Regions from separate parts of the Homo sapiens genome. Here region 1 is linked to region 2. Evidence: chromatin loops called from intact Hi-C (ENCODE). Cell type or tissue: GM12878. All regions are shown on one strand. Links, peaks and the distances in the headings refer to the core of each region. The heading gives the core; the rest is flanking DNA. Region 1 overlaps ALPK2 (alpha kinase 2). Region 2 overlaps ALPK2 (alpha kinase 2).

Region 1 (2,732 bases), core at 233-2,732, 80 kb after region 2:
AGTAGTGGGGACTAGAGGCTTGAGCCTCCATGCCCAGCTCTCTTACAGCCTTAATGAGATATAATTACCATACCATACACAATTTACTCATTTAAGTTGTACAATTCAATGGCTTTCACTATATTCAGAATTGTGCAACCGTCACCACAATCCATTTTAGAGCATTCTCATTACTCTAGAGAATCCCTACACCCCTTTTACCTCCTCATCTCCCCATTTCCACCCTCCCCCCCAACACACACAGCCAGAGGCAATCACTAATCTACTTTCTGTCTGTATGTATTTGTCTATTATGGATTTTTTTTTTTTTTGTAGGGACAGGGTCTCACTACATTGCCCAGGCTGGTCTTGAATGCCTGGGCTCAAGCAATCCTCCCACCTGGCTTCCCAAAATGCTAGGATTATAGGCAGAAGACACAGAGCCCGGCCTATTCTGGACATTTTATATAAATAGAAGCTTTCACTTAACACAATGTTTTTGGGGTTTGACCATATTGTCACCTGTATCAGTACCTCATTCCTTTTTGTGGCCAATCAGCAATGCTTTTCAGAAGCAACTGTTGAGACAGAGGGATGACTACCCCACTCTTCATATTCCTAGGGAAGTTACTCAAATGGAGGGGGACAGTGGCGGGCAGGGCAGCTCTCATAGCAAGAAAACACCCTCCTGACCAGGAGGCCCCATAGAACTGTGAACACAATACAGGCTTTGCCACCTGCCAGGAACAAATCTACATCCAGCTCTGCCAATTATAAGGCAAGGCATTGAACCTACCTTCTCATCTGTAAAAGGAGGGAATGATAATAGTCTAAGGATTAGAATAATGTATGTCAATTGCCTTGTAAATATCTGTTACATAATTAGTTTTCATAATGGTAATCAGCGTAGTATAAGGAAAGAGTTCACTTGTTTCATCAGTTTCCTTTTCTGCTGTGGGTTACCACAATGATTCTTTTTTAAAGTGATATACCAACTAATGTGTAAAAATGTCTCTGGGTGTAATTGTCACCTGCAATAGTAATTTACAGGACATGACCTTCCATTCTCATTCCTGGAGATCACTGCTATGGATGGAGAAGGAGGAAAGGATAAATCCAGCTGTCAAGAGCTGGGCTGACGTTGAGGAGCTTCTGTGTCATCTGTGACTCCTCCCCAGGTGATGACTTCCTGACAGTGTTGTCCCACATGTGAAAATACTGACAAACACACACTATTTGACTCACATAGTCAGTTTAGTGACCACATATCTGAGCCACAGAGCACTGACTGTACTCTGGAGAGGAAAAGGACAGTTAAGTCAGGCTGTGGCTCGTGTTTCGTGGCTTCTCTGAAGGTGAGAACCCTTGATGACAGATTTATCATTCTCTGCTAGAGATGAACAATCAATATTGAATTATTGGTATTAGTGGAGGAGTTTGTGGTAGGCTTCACAGATGACCTTGGGAAAACAATGTGTTAATTGGAAAGAATGCTGGATTTGCCTTTTTTCTTTTCTTTTTTTGCTGTGTGGTTATGGTGTTATGATATATCTGTATATTTATTGGTTTCCATCCACAGTTCCTGGCTCCTAACTCCCATAGTCCTTGTTATAATGTTGGGGCACTTTTGGCCTTGGGAAACAGAATCTCTCTCTCTGACCTTCTATCCTTCTTTTACCTGTCCAAGGCAGGACTCTGTGGTCAAAAGGCCCTTATTCCAAAAGACCCTCATTCCTGCCTCTTACTCTAGAGGAAAGAATGCCACACAGAGAAACGAATGCCAAGAAAAGTCTGAACAGACAGGCCTTGCTGGGTTCAGATCAGGTGCTTTTTGTCCAATCACATTTCTACATAGTTGTCAATCGTGCCTATGTAGCGAAGCCTCCATAAAAACCCAAAAGGACAGGGTCTGGGGAGCTTCCAGAGAGCTGAACACGTGGAGGCTGACAGGAGGTGAAGAACTCATCCACACACTGGGAGGGTGGCACATCCCAACTCCATGGGGACAGAAGCTCCTGCAAATCGCCTATGGATCTCTGCAAAATCGCCTGTGGTTCTCTGCATCTGGCAGTTTACTTGTATCCTTAAAATAACCTTTGTAATAAACCAGTAAATGTGTTTCCCTGAGTTCTGTGAGCTACTCTGGCAAATTAACCCCAAGAGGTGCTCATGGGAACCCCAACTTGAAGCCAGTCAGTCAGAAGTTCCAGAAGCCTTGACTTGCAGCTGGTGTTCCGGGGGCTTGGGGGGTGGGTGAGGAGTAGCCTTGGGGACTGGGCCCACAACCTGTGGGATCTGACACTATCTCCAGGTGGACAGAGTCAGAACTGAAGCCGAGAACACCCACCAGTGTCTGCAGCTTGGCGTATGGGGTAAATCCACCACAACTTTGGTCACGGAAGTCTTCCTCTTCTTCCGTGTTGATGATTGTTGTTGTGGTGGTGGGAGAGCAGAGAAAAAACAGTTTGAGAGAGATTTTCCCTAAACAGTGGATTGTGGCAAGTTTCTTTTTATTTGTATTTGAATTTATTTATTTATTTATTGAGAGAGTCTCACTATGTCGCCCAGGCTAGAGTGCAATGGCACGATCTCAGCTCACTGCATCCTCCACCTCCCGGGTTCAAGCGATTCTCCTGCCTCAGCCTCCTGAGTAGCTGGGATTACAGGCGTGCACCACCACGCCAGGCTAATTTTTGTATTTTTAGTAGAGACGGGGTTTCACCATGTTGGCCAGGCTGGTCTCAAACTCCTGG
Region 2 (3,026 bases), core at 246-2,745:
CTGCCTGGGGCTTCTGGCTTCCTCTTGACCTCCTCTGACCCCGTCACTGCTGTGAGGGTCCCTGGCGATTTGCCTGCTCGGGCTTCCAGGGACTTCTCTCTCTCCCTGGACTTTTTCGCACAGCCCAGGGTGCCCTTTTGACATGGATCCTGCAGTAATTTAGGGGCTTTCTCTAACTCACGTTCTCCTGAAATAAATGCCAAGGTCTTCGCTGAGGAGCTAGATGAGCTTGGGGGTTTGGTTTCCCCAATTTGAAGCACCTCTATTTTAGGTTCCTCCATTTTGTGGCTTATCAAAAAGTCTGTGACATTTCCTTCAGGAGATGAAGTACAAGGGAACCTGGTAAGATCAGGAGAAGAGGGCAAAGGTTTCCCACGCTCATTCTCAATAGTTCCCCTTTTCTGTGAAACAGGAAACACATACTGACGCTTTCTGGGCTCAACTATGTCATTTTCAGGGACGTCATGAATTTGGCCTGTGGAGTTGTGCGTGTCAACCCCAAGAGAAGCGTGAGTCATTATTGGAAGACAACTAGAAAGAGGTGAAGTGGGGGAAATCAATTCTGCTTTGTCCTTTTTGCTTTGCTCAGCCTCCCCTAAGCTCCCATCACTGCTTTCTTGTATTTGGCCTATGCTACATCCACTTGGAATTCTTTCACCGCCTTCGCTGGGTTGCAGGACTTGCCAAATGGCAGTTTTTGCCTCCTCAGGTTGAATTTGTTCAGCCTCCTGCTTCATACTGCCTTCTTGGCTTCTGCTGATTCTATTTTCACTCAGAATGGTTCCCTGGAGACATGGAACTTGCAAAATGGCCGGCTGGATTTCCGCTTCGTGGCCCATGTTTCCGTCATTTGATTGACCCCCTTCTCTGGCGCCCTGTGGTGTGGTTTCAGAGGGCTCTGGTTTTCCAGCCCTGGTGTACTCTATCACACTTATCTCATCAATGGGATCTACAGAGGACTCTAGGATTTTAGGGCAGGTCAGAAACTTTTTAAAGAAGGCAGTGTGATCCATCTTGAGTTGTTTTTCCTCCTGGTCTTGACTCACATTGTTAACATTTTCCTTCCCTCCAGTTTCAGAAGCCGCTGACAGTGAATCTGTGACAGATAACTCCTTTTCATCTACAGGGTCCACGGATGACTCCAGGAGTCTGGGTTGGCTGAAACCCCGGGAAGAAAGACTTCTCCAATGTACACTGATGGTGGGCTCTTCGCCTTTATGGCTTTCTCTGCTATCAGCAAGGGCTGACTCAGCATCCTCTGGACTGTGAGCCAATGCTGCTATTTCAGAGGGGGCCAATTCAGGCACAACAGCATCTGCCTTTAGACTATCAGGTACAGCCCAGACCTTGTCAGGAATTATGAGACCACCGTCTGATGCCTTGCTCTCAGAATTTGTCAGTTGTCGTGGTGGCCAGATTTCAGAAGCGGAAGCCTCTAGAGTTATAATCTTCAGCTTGTTGCCTGCCTCCCAATTTCCAGGTCTATATTCTTTAGACTCTTCCAAAAGGATATCAGAGAGAGATGGAACGTTGCTCAGAGCCTGACTGTCTTCTTCCCCAGCAGTTTCAGCCACCACGGAGACCCTCGTCCCCCAACCTGAGCGCTGCCCTGCTCCTTCCCTAGAGCTTGCGGGTGAGTGGGCCGTGGGCACCAAGTTTCTTTCCTCTTGTGCAGCAGATGTCGTAGGCAAACTTTGTTGGAAATCAGGTGCAGAAAGAGAACCCTGCTGGGACAGGCTCTGCTGCTGGACCCCCTGCTTTGTTTCACTTCCTCTTTCTTGGAAATTCTCTTCATAGCTCCTAAAGTCTGCTCTGTCCACAGTCTGGCTCTTATCTCCAGACAGGTTATCAACCTGAAGAGGGGAATTACTGCAGAAACCCTCTCCCTCTGGGAGCTGCAGGACATGGTGTGGGACTCCTGGCACACTGGGTGCCCTGCAAAGTAGCTCTTTTGTAGATTTGATGGTAGCACCACTTAAAATATGATCCAACTGCACTTGGGAAGGAAATTGGGAAACCTTTTCATGGGATGCACGAGGGAACCTCTCCTCAGTGCCACCTGCATGCTTGTCCTCAGGAATTGACACAGCAAGGTATTTGGCTGGGTGGACTTCGGTGGCAATGGTAACAGTTGATGTGTCCTCAGTCTCCCTGGTCGCTTGAAAGCACTCATTATTAGCAGTTAATGTTGTTGGCTTCTCCCAAGGAAAACTCACAATTGAACTATAACTGGCTGGTGTGGCTGTGGTGTCTGCGGCACTAGGACTGGGGCTCTTGTCACCTCCTTCTTTAAATTGCACTAAAGGATTGTTCTCAGAAGAAAGGAGCTGTGTTTCATCAAGCCCTCCTGAGTTGCTGGGGCTTGGCTGCTCCTGGCCAGCATGTACTGTGGAGGCCAGTGGGTAGGTGGAATTCTCCACCTTGGCTAGATTTTCTCCTGTGGCACCTTCACTAGCTGTGTGTGAAATGTTCAAGGTGAAAGTACTGGTAAAAAGAGGGGACATGACTGAGTTGCCGTCCTTGCTGCTTTTGCACGTAGACACTGAAGTCTCAGACACTTGTGTCTGAAAAAAGACTTCCAGTGTCTTGTCATTAGAAGAACATAAATCAGATACTTTGTTTTGACCTTCTGCCAGTTCCGTATCTACAGAGCAAATTTCTTGAGGCGAATATTTATCAACTGGTCTCCCAACAAGAGAATCTATGGTATCAAAACACGTTCCTTGGTCACCAGCCTCAAAACACTCCATTGCACACACTGCTTCTCTGTCCCTTGGCTCATCACACACATTTTCCAGGGTGAGGGCAGTATCTGTGGGTTCAGGGGAAGCAACAGAGACAGCCACAGGCTCCCTGAAGTCAGCACGAGCATCCTTGGGGAGATGCCTTGAGAACACACCTGGGGACATAGTCTCATCATTGGCTTCTGAGATGCTCTGCTCATATTTTAGGTCTTCCCTGAAATTGTCAGGTATGTTGCCATCTCTGTCTTGTTTTTCTTCATGCTGTGGACCACAGGTACAGGG

What was found. Hi-C counts contacts between places; a loop is a spot of excess contacts. Peaks named below come from ENCODE experiments on the same cell type or tissue, not always from the same donor. Only the 100,000 strongest peaks of a DNase experiment are listed, where the experiment ranks them.
Region 1: it touches region 2 in a loop (4-fold over the local background); 15 of 110 quality-filtered maps call a loop at or near these places.

What each region holds. Positions count from the first base shown.
Region 1 is chr18:58,614,685-58,617,416 of GRCh38, forward strand. The region is part of intron 1 of ALPK2 (alpha kinase 2); the gene reads right to left. Among named protein-coding and RNA genes, the nearest start is that of ALPK2, 13 kb to the right of the region's middle. RefSeq lists an enhancer at 859-928. In GM12878, for the core only: no CTCF peak of the experiment used is centred there; DNase peaks (open chromatin) are centred at 702 and 1,217; H3K27ac peaks cover 1,481 bases.
Region 2 is chr18:58,535,028-58,538,053 of GRCh38, forward strand. ALPK2 (alpha kinase 2) reads right to left here. Exons shown (of 13, transcript NM_052947.4): 5 at 1-3,026. Among named protein-coding and RNA genes, the nearest start is that of ALPK2-AS1, 20 kb to the right of the region's middle. RefSeq lists enhancers at 273-322, 315-1,514, 433-652, 713-912, 1,473-1,532 and 1 more. In GM12878, for the core only: a CTCF peak has its summit at 1,660; DNase peaks (open chromatin) are centred at 424, 794 and 1,795; H3K4me3 peaks cover 2,383 bases; H3K27ac peaks cover 2,500 bases.